Linked DNA regions of Homo sapiens: region 1 is linked to region 2. Evidence: chromatin contacts called from ENCODE Hi-C or POLR2A ChIA-PET data. All regions are on one chromosome and are shown on one strand. Each heading gives the region's core, a stretch centred on a gene start or an enhancer-like site at or near the end of the contact. The rest is flanking DNA. Distances are from core to core; before and after follow the strand shown. Region 1 holds the start of AGAP1 (ArfGAP with GTPase domain, ankyrin repeat and PH domain 1). Region 2 has its middle 220 kb from the start of SH3BP4.

Evidence for each region. A loop is a pair of places that touch in the nucleus more often than their neighbours do. ChIA-PET counts read pairs that join two places held with the same protein, here RNA polymerase II (POLR2A). Pooled maps may share reads with other maps.
Region 1: a map of PC-9 shows a loop between it and region 2 (5-fold over the local background). The contact joins the promoter of AGAP1 here to the enhancer-like site in region 2. A Hi-C loop is called at or near these places in 2 of 168 maps with a recorded cell type or tissue (PC-9 and chondrocyte) and 2 of 50 pooled maps. POLR2A ChIA-PET finds 5 or more read pairs at or near these places in 1 of 52 experiments (PC-9).

Annotation. Positions count from the first base shown.
Region 1 is chr2:235,492,471-235,497,024 of GRCh38, forward strand. AGAP1 (ArfGAP with GTPase domain, ankyrin repeat and PH domain 1) reads left to right here and starts at 1,573. Exons shown (of 18, transcript NM_001037131.3): 1 at 1,573-2,379. The coding sequence starts at 2,217. RefSeq lists an enhancer at 2,827-3,700.
Region 2 is chr2:235,168,838-235,172,846 of GRCh38, forward strand. No RefSeq gene overlaps it. Among named protein-coding and RNA genes, the nearest start is that of SH3BP4, 220 kb to the left of the region's middle. RefSeq lists a silencer at 2,660-2,846. Within about 2 kb of position 2,258, at least 6 of the 41 ENCODE cell types and tissues checked have a DNase peak (open chromatin) inside an H3K27ac peak, as active enhancers do; they include PC-9, where a contact is called at or near this core.

The DNA.
Region 1 (4,554 bases), core at 323-2,822, 320 kb after region 2:
GCGACATGCTGGACTTAAACACCAGCTAGGCTTCAGGAAATGTTGAGGATGCAGGTGGATGTGAATTTGTTATTCAGGGGTGAGGTCACAGCTGGAGATACATATGAGCTTCATTAACCTGTGTATGATATTCAAAGCCATAAGACAGGGGCGATCACAGCAAATAGCAAAGAAAAGAGGCCTAACCATAAGCCCTGGGGCCCTCCATATTTAGAGGTTAGGGGAGTAGAAGAAAACCACAAAAGGGACAGTGAAGCCAGAAACACAGCAGGAAGCCCTGGTGAGCACTGGGAGAAGGGGTTTCCAGGAGCGCAAGTGATCAGCTGCTGCTGATAGGTCAGGTTTGGTGAGGCCACATGCCTGCCTCTTGGTTACTAGAGTTACTTATGCGTGGACAGCCCGAGGCATGGAGTGATGACCTGTGCCTAAGTGTCAAGGAGAAGACAAGCAGGTCCGGAATGGTAAAAATGTCAGCACATCTTTGGGAAGTTGTGGAGCCCAGCCAGTAAGCCAACACGGCTGGATACCAGGGTGCTTAGGCCATAGCAAACTGCATGTGAGCCGGTGAAGGCTCAGCAGGCTTTAAACGGGGATGCCGGCCCGGCTGGCTGAGTTTCAGAAAGACCACGCCGATGGCTGGGGGCAGGGACTCAGCCAGTGTCCTCAATCCAGGACCTTGTGGGACCGCCCGGCAGCCAGTGCTTCCGCAAATCTGAAGGGTCCCATTTGCCTCAAAGCGGCGAGACGAGCCTTCCAAGCGCTGCTGCAGTGCGGTCCCAGCTCCGCGGGGGGTCCCCGGGGATGACCTAAATCGGGGATTGCGGTGGGACAGACGGTCCAGGGGCTAAGGAACCCCGTGGAGCAGGCAGCGGCGCTCAGGAGGCAGCAGCTTGAGATCCACGGCTCGATTTTTAAAAATTGTAAGGGAGAAGGATGCCTCGAAAGCCTCTGTGGTATTTTGTCGCATCTCGCACCCCTGTCTAAACTTCAGTCCACTCGTGGAGTGTGGACCCCCACGCCGCATGGGCTCAGGAGGCGCTTCGCCTTTGGAAAGAAATCGCATGTATTAAGGGAAAGCACGTGTGCTACTTTGAGAAAGGAGGCAGAAAGTTACCAAACGCGGGAAGGGGAGGCTCGCCAACCAAGCGAGGCCGTGGGACACTGGCGAGTCGCAGAGGCTCCTGGAGCCAGCCGCTTGGAAACAAACAACAACGCGGCGGGCGAACTCCCGGGCAGCCTCCCCCGTGCCGGGGCGCGGGGGCCGCCGCGAGAACCCGGGCAGGAGCTGGCAGGCGCGGGGCCTGGCCGGCGGGAGGGTCCCGCACCCCGGCCCAGTGTGAACACCCCGCGCACCCCCCTGGCCCGGCCCGCCGGGGGCGCGGACTACAAGTCCCAGGAAGCCCAGAGGCAGGCGCGGGGCGGGGCCTGGCGCAATTCCCCGGGATCCGGCGCGCTGGGAAGCGCCGAGGAGGACGCAGCGCCGGCGGCCGGAGGGCGGCAAGCGCGCGGGCAGGCGGGGCGCGGGCGCGGGCGCGGGCGAGGGCGAAGGCGGGGGCGGGGCCGACGTGGGCCGGAGCCCTGCGTGCCAGGGAGGGGGCCGGCCGGGCAGGCGGCGGGCGGCGCTCGGAGCGGGCTCCGCGGCTTGCAAGGCGCCTGCGACTCGGTCCCAGGTCGGCGGGCGGCGCACGGCGGGCTCGCGCGGGGGCCCCGGCGCGCCGGGCGGCGCAGTACGCAGCGCGCGGACCCACGCCACGGCCAGGAGCCCAGAGCAGCGCGGCCACACTGCCCAGGGGTCGGCCCTCGGCCCCGGCGCTCGGAGCGCGGCGGCTGCCTGGGCTTTAATGGCTGCTCCGCGGAGCAGCGCCTAGGGCTGGAAGGCGGCTGCGGCTCAGGAAGTCACCCGAGCAAGCCTCCTTCGGGGCCGGCCGCACCCGCCGCGGCGCGCTCCATGGGGGCGCGCTCCCCCCGGGCGGCCCGCTGACCCGGGACGCCGGGGCCCGCTCGCTCGCCGGCCGCGCGTCCCGGCCATGAACTGAGCCCGCGGGCCAGCCCCGCGCCTGCTCCGCCCGCGCCTTTCTTCTCGCGCCTCCTCCGCCCGCCGCCGGCGGGCCCGGCTCCCCGGGGGCTGCGGCGCCCCGGGCTCGGCGGCCCGCGGGCCCCGGGGCGCGGGGCGGCGGCGGCGGGGGGCGCGCGGCTCCGGGCGCGGCGCCTGCACCATGAACTACCAGCAGCAGCTGGCCAACTCGGCTGCCATCCGGGCCGAGATCCAGCGCTTCGAGTCGGTCCACCCCAACATCTACTCCATCTACGAGCTGCTGGAGCGCGTGGAGGAGCCGGTGCTGCAGAACCAGATCCGGGAGCACGTCATCGCCATCGAAGGTGAGGGCCGGGCCGCCTTGGGGCCTCGGGAAGGCACGGACGCCCGCGGCGCGGCGGGGGTGTGCGCTGTGTGCGTGCGGGTGTCCACACACGCCGGCCGGGGCACGCGGCTGCTCCGCCGAGGGAGCACTGCGGCGCTGCTTGTCTTGCAAGGCCGGGCGAGCGTCGCCTGCGCCCCGCCGCGCCGCGAGCTCCGCCAGGAAGATAGATCGTCAGCGTTAATTTGATCGTGGACAATAGAGTCTCTCCTGCGGGAAAGTGGCTCGGTGCCTCCGCGTCCTGGGCTGCCGGAGCGTCCCGGCCCAGCAGACGCCTGGGGGCAGCCGGCGGGGTCGGCGCCACCCGACCCCTGACAGGTTACCAGGCCAGGCCTGGGCGTCTTGCTGGACGTTGAAGACGTGTTCTGAGAAGTGCTGCCGCTGGGGGCGAGGCCCGGGCCGGCGTGTTTGGGCGGTGCAGGGCTGCCCTCCTTAGTGTGTTTGCTTAATTCAGGGGTGCAGTTGAACTTAGTGGATGCCGAGAGCCAGCCCTAGCCGCGGGAGCATCGTGTCCAGGTGCCCCTGTGCAAACGCTGGAACCGGTAGTGTGCTTTGTACCAACCAAAAGTCCGGGGTTGGATTAGAGGAAGAACCCTACCAGGAGGGCAGGGCGTCCTCCAGCGGAAGGGTCTCGCTTTCATATGTCTGCAGTTGGAGGCCACTGAAGTGGAGGGTGCTGTGGTTTTAAGAGGGGCAGGATGCTTGGGCAGAATCCCCACCCGCTTCCCTCTGCATGTCAGGCAGGGCCATGGCCTTCCAGGAGAGCTACAGCAGCAGTCTGCCTTCCGGGGCTGTGCCCTCTGGATTTCTGGTGGCTCTCATTTCTCTGTTTCCAGGCTGCTGATTTATTTTCTTGCTTCATCCCTTTGGTCCGGCCAAGACTCACCTGGGGCACCAGGTGGCATGTGCGTGGACAGTGTGGAGTCATATCTTAGCCACAGTTGATCAGCACTTTCTCCCTTCTCAGCGCTGTTGGCCAGTGATGGTAAAAAGCCTGCAGAGTGGCTTGTCCATAATACAGACTGGCCGGTAAGACCTCTATTGAGGAACATTGAGAATGGCCCAAAGCCGGCAGGAATGTGCCTGAAAGCCTGGTGCTGGCGTTGCCCAGCCTCCTCCCTCTGTGAGGGAGAGGGTATCAGCCCACAGAGAGGCTTTGCCTTGGCACTATGTAGTCTGAACTACTAACCCCGAAGTGCTTTGGTTTGAAACTTGGCCAGTTAGGTGGAGAAAGTGGATGTTGTGTTGCTGAGCCCTTGGCATTTGGCAGCCCTGTAGACTTGAACCATGTCCCAGCCAGGCTGGATGACTGGCAGACTATACCCTTGGGGGACTTGTTAATTCCAGGGGAGGATCCGGGTGGAGCTCCAGCCTTATGGGGTCCTAGCCCTTTGTGTGTATCTGTCTCCCATGAGGTCACCTGGCTGCCTTGTTGGTGACTTAAGATGCTCTGTGGATTCCTCAAGAGATGGGCTCTGTCTGCCTCTGCATGACTCGTGATGAGTGGCGGTGGGACCTGGACCCATCTGCTGATGATCAGGTGGTGTTGCAGCAAGGTTCCTCCAGAGCTCCAGCTCTGCGTCTGTTACGGGAGCTGTGAAGGCTGCACGGTGCTCATTTCAGATGGTTCTTCCTGGCTCTCTGGCTGCATCCACAGAAGTCTGATGAAACACTGTGAAAGCCGGCGTCAGGTATTGAAGGCACCTGGCTGAGAGCCTCTTTTGCTGCATGAAGACCTCTGGCTGAGTGGGGTTCACAACACCTCGTTTTTATTTCCCATTCTTGAAGCTGAGCTCTGGGGCTCAAGCACTTCCAGCAAAGCAGTTTGACTTTCTAGCAAGAGGATGTGGTTGCATTTTCCTTTCTCCCTTAAAAGAAAAAAAAAATGCGTCGTTCCTAGATGATGGTTTTTTTTGACAGCACGATGCCTACCTTTGCGATTTGAGATTTTAGGCCCCTTCTTGGCCGGGATCCTTGTCATTTTTAATAAGGCTTAGAATCATTGGGTGAATCCTGTTTGGGACTGGGGTGATGCTGTTATTTTTCTCTTAGAAATAGGGATGTCTACATTATGTGGAGCTGTAGTTAATTTAGTGAGGCTTAAGAACCACTCAGACATGCTGCTGTTCTTTGCATG
Region 2 (4,009 bases), core at 1,008-3,507:
TGGCCAGGCAGAAACAGCAGTTATCTGAAAGTGCACAGTATTGGCTTATGTTGCCAACCTCTTCCCTTTGCTTGGAATGTGTTTCTCCTCCTCAAACACCTGCTTGAGCACACAGGCCACACACACGCGTGCTGTCTCTCTCTCTCCTCACTGTTAGCCTGACAAACACTTTCTAGCATGAGGGCAAGAGCCACACCCTGGGAAAACCTCTTTGAGGTCTAGATTGAGCAGGGAAGTAGCTTCGTCTCTCTGAGTTTTAGCCTTCCCTCCTGTCAAATGGCATAATTGTCCCTGCTGTCTTGCCTACAGCATGTTGTAAAGATAAAATCAGGTCAGAATACCAGATAACACCTTCTAAACTGCATTGAATGTAAGGAGGGTTAGTGACCATGGTGATGATGATAATGGTGAAGACGATGGTGAGTTGATGGTAATGGTGGTGGTGATGATGGTGGTGATGGTGATGATGGTGAATGGTGATGATGGTGATGGTTGTGCTGATCATGATGGTGATGGTGGTCATGGTCATGGTAGTGGTGATGATGGTGATGGTGGCAATGGTGAGGTGATTATGTGAAGGAGTGTCTTTTCCTTCATGCAAGGTGGTTTAGAAACCCTATGGTTTCTATCCTCTTTCATCTCTTGGAGGAGCCACTTAATTTGTCATCAAAAGTGGGACAGTTTGTGAGTGCTATTAACATTTACACCAGGACAATGATGCATGAAAGGCCCTCAATTGCATTTTAGACTTCACCACTATTGCAACAAACTGGTTGAAGTAGACCTTCAAAAAGTCTACAGACATCAGGTACAGTTCGGCTGAGTGATCAAAATTTTGGCCTGGTTTTAAATTTGGGTTTAAATTGCTGAGAAAGGACTTGGCCAGGGACTTGGGAAGTCAGTGTACCCTACCTTCCAGGCTATTAGAACTTTTGGCTGAACAACGATCATTTGCTGTCCTTAATACTACAGCCAAGAGGAGACTGGTTGGCAAGTGTGGACAGGGAAGCTCTATTTCCCAGATAGTCATGCCCATCACAGCACAGGGGCCCACTGCTTACAAACCCTCTGTCTGTCTTTCACTTGGAACTTGTGCCTCACACTTGGAGGAACAGCGGGGACTTCTGGGGAACCTCCAACCTGCTGGGCCCTTGAGCAGCTGAAGGAGGTCCTCTACTCAGTGGAATTGAGGCAGTGAGCAGGACAGGCCTTCTGCCTTGGTGGGTGAGGCCGAATTAAGCTACTTCTTGCAGCCCCATGCAACCAAGTCATGATATGCTCCCCAGTGACATACTCAATTTAGCCAGCGGAAATGGAAACTCTGTGCTCATTCTTGTGAATTAAAAAGTGATGAGCAGTCTCCTTTCTTAGTCATATCCCTTTACCTCTGTCCTAGAAATCTGAGACTTATGACAAGGAAAATGCTGTCACTCAGTCTGCAAAGGCAGCCTAAGACAAATTTTAAAGACTGCAAGTTCTGACTCAGCAACTTTTTTTCCCAAGGGCATTGAATCTTTTAAACGTTATCCCTTATAGACTGAATATTTTGGTTTATTGGAACAAAAGTGAACTTCTGGAATATTCCATACAATCTGTTTTCTAAAACAGGTTCAATCCAAGGAGGAAAATTAAAAACAAATGTCTGATGGCCCGAGGTGAGCCATTAGTTAGGACAAACAAACATCTTGCAAAAATGACAGATGGGAACAGGAGGAGTGTTTCTCCTCCATCTGAGTTGACTCTCCCTGAATGGATATTCAAAGAAATTGACAGGAATCCTGTCTTAAGACAAGCCCACTGGGCTCTATGTCAGAAATTTCACCAATCACTTCCCAAGCTTCCCACTCCATTGCTGAAGCCTGGGCCACAGCATTTACAGTTAAGAATGTTATAAAAATCAAACCAAGCAGTTCCTGCCAACCCCCAGGAGGAAAGTTGCAGAGAATGAATAATTCTGCAAAGATCCTGGGCATCTGTGTGCATTAACCATAAAGGCGATTAAAGTTGGAGCAGCAAGGAAAGGGTGTACAAGACTTTGCCCCATAGAAAATGCTGGCTCTCTCCCCTTCGGCCTGTTTGGGAGGTGCCACAACGTGGGTCCCCACCCACTGTCTCAGCCTGGGGGACTGCCTTCTCTCTCTTTTGATCACCAGAAAGGAACAAGCAAATTCCTTCTCAGCTATTTCACCAGGACTGCAGCTGTCATTGCCTCAGGCTATTATAACATCCGTACAGCACCCCAGGAGGCTGAGATGAGGCTTGCAGCCAGCAAACAGTGTCAGAGAAGAAGGAGCCCTGTCGCCTGTGCCAATCTGACCCGGATGCAGGTGAAGCTAGGGTATTGATCTGCTTCTGGCCTCAGGTAGGAGCACCAGTGACATTCAGGGACCTCTTTTCTGCTCTGCCTCTCATTTTGCACCCCTCCTCCCCCACCAGTGATCAACATTCTAAGTATTGCCATCTTTCAGGAGGCAGCCCACACTGACCTTTGGCATCAGCGTATCTTCATGACGTCATGCCTGTTACCTAAGCAACCTGAACCTCAGTTTTCTCATCTGACAAATGAAAATGATCCTTTCTTGTTGCAAGAATAAAATCACTCAGGTTATATCACAAGAGGCAAGAAAACTCTTGAAAATAAGGATGGCATGGCCTTGACATCAGGCCATTTTGCCAAGAGAACAAATCACGTTAGGCTCTGAGCAATGGTCCTAGGGTCCTAGGAGCCCAATGGCTGAACTACCAGCCAAGAGGTCTGGAGAATGTCTTCTCACGAGGGGATGTCTACTCATCCTGACCCTGTTGCTCTATCATCAACATGACTCAGCTAATTCCTCTCTCTCTCTCTGTGTGTGTCTGTGTGTGTATGTGTGTGTGTGTGTGTCTGTCTGTCCTTCTCCATCTGCTCCCAGTTTCAGTTTGCAATCTTGATAAAAACCACTCTAATTGGAGTGAACAATCGCCACTGCTTCTGTTTGGCAGAGCTTTTTTGTGTGAAGCTACATAATAGGGTGTCAGCCAGCCTATAGGTTATCTGTTCTTGAACCATGTACCTGTCTCTGGTCTAATCAGACTGTAAGGGTCAGGGTCACAAACATAACAGAATGATTGCCTAGGCACAGGCGGTATTTCCTGCCACTCCCTCGGCAAGGAAGCAGGCATGTGGGCTGTGCTTCCCAAAGTTGTCCAGTCATGAGAATTACTGGGGCTCTGTGACACAAATGACCAGGTTCCTGCCCTGGCTAGGATTCTAGCCAGGTCTGGGGTGGTCAGAAAAGTCTTAATGTCCAGCAAATACCCTTCAGAGATTCTTAGCATCCCCCACACAGGGCTGGCTTCATAGATATGAGACTGGGGTCATTGCTCAGGGTCCCACCCAGAAGAGCCCCTGCTTGCCGTTTGACACTCTGGGATCACTGTCTTAAACTTCTAGATCATTTTCTCTCTGAATTAGTGTTTTGTGAGTAAAGTCTGATGGGACAATGGAGTGCGGTTCAGGGTCCTGGGCCTGCTCGCTTCCGGTGTCACCATTTCTCTTCTCATGAGGGATGGGTTCCGGGCTCCCAGCTCACTGCCCCTTGGTATCCTCGGCCCTGTCCATTTCCCTTCCCTGCCCTGAAGCCCTATATTCCCTTCCCTGGAACAGGAGTGGTGTGCCTCAGTGGGAGAGGACTTTGTTCTGTTGTCACTCTCCACCCCTGGAGGGGGCCTAGGCGTGGACATAGGGAGGGACTCAGGGTCATCTCTCTTCCAGACCAGAAGCACCACATTGCAGTAGGAAGGTGACTTGGAGGACACTTCTCATCCACCATGATCCAGGATCCAGGTACCAAGTGCACCCCAGCACATCTCCAGAAAATTTTCATCCTGCAAAAAGGAAACTTTATACCCACTGAGCGACAATTTCCTTTTCTCCTTTCCCCACAGCCCCTGACAACCACCTTTCTGCTTTCCGTATCTATATACTTGACTACTACTACTTTATTTATTTATGTATTGTTTTGGGGGT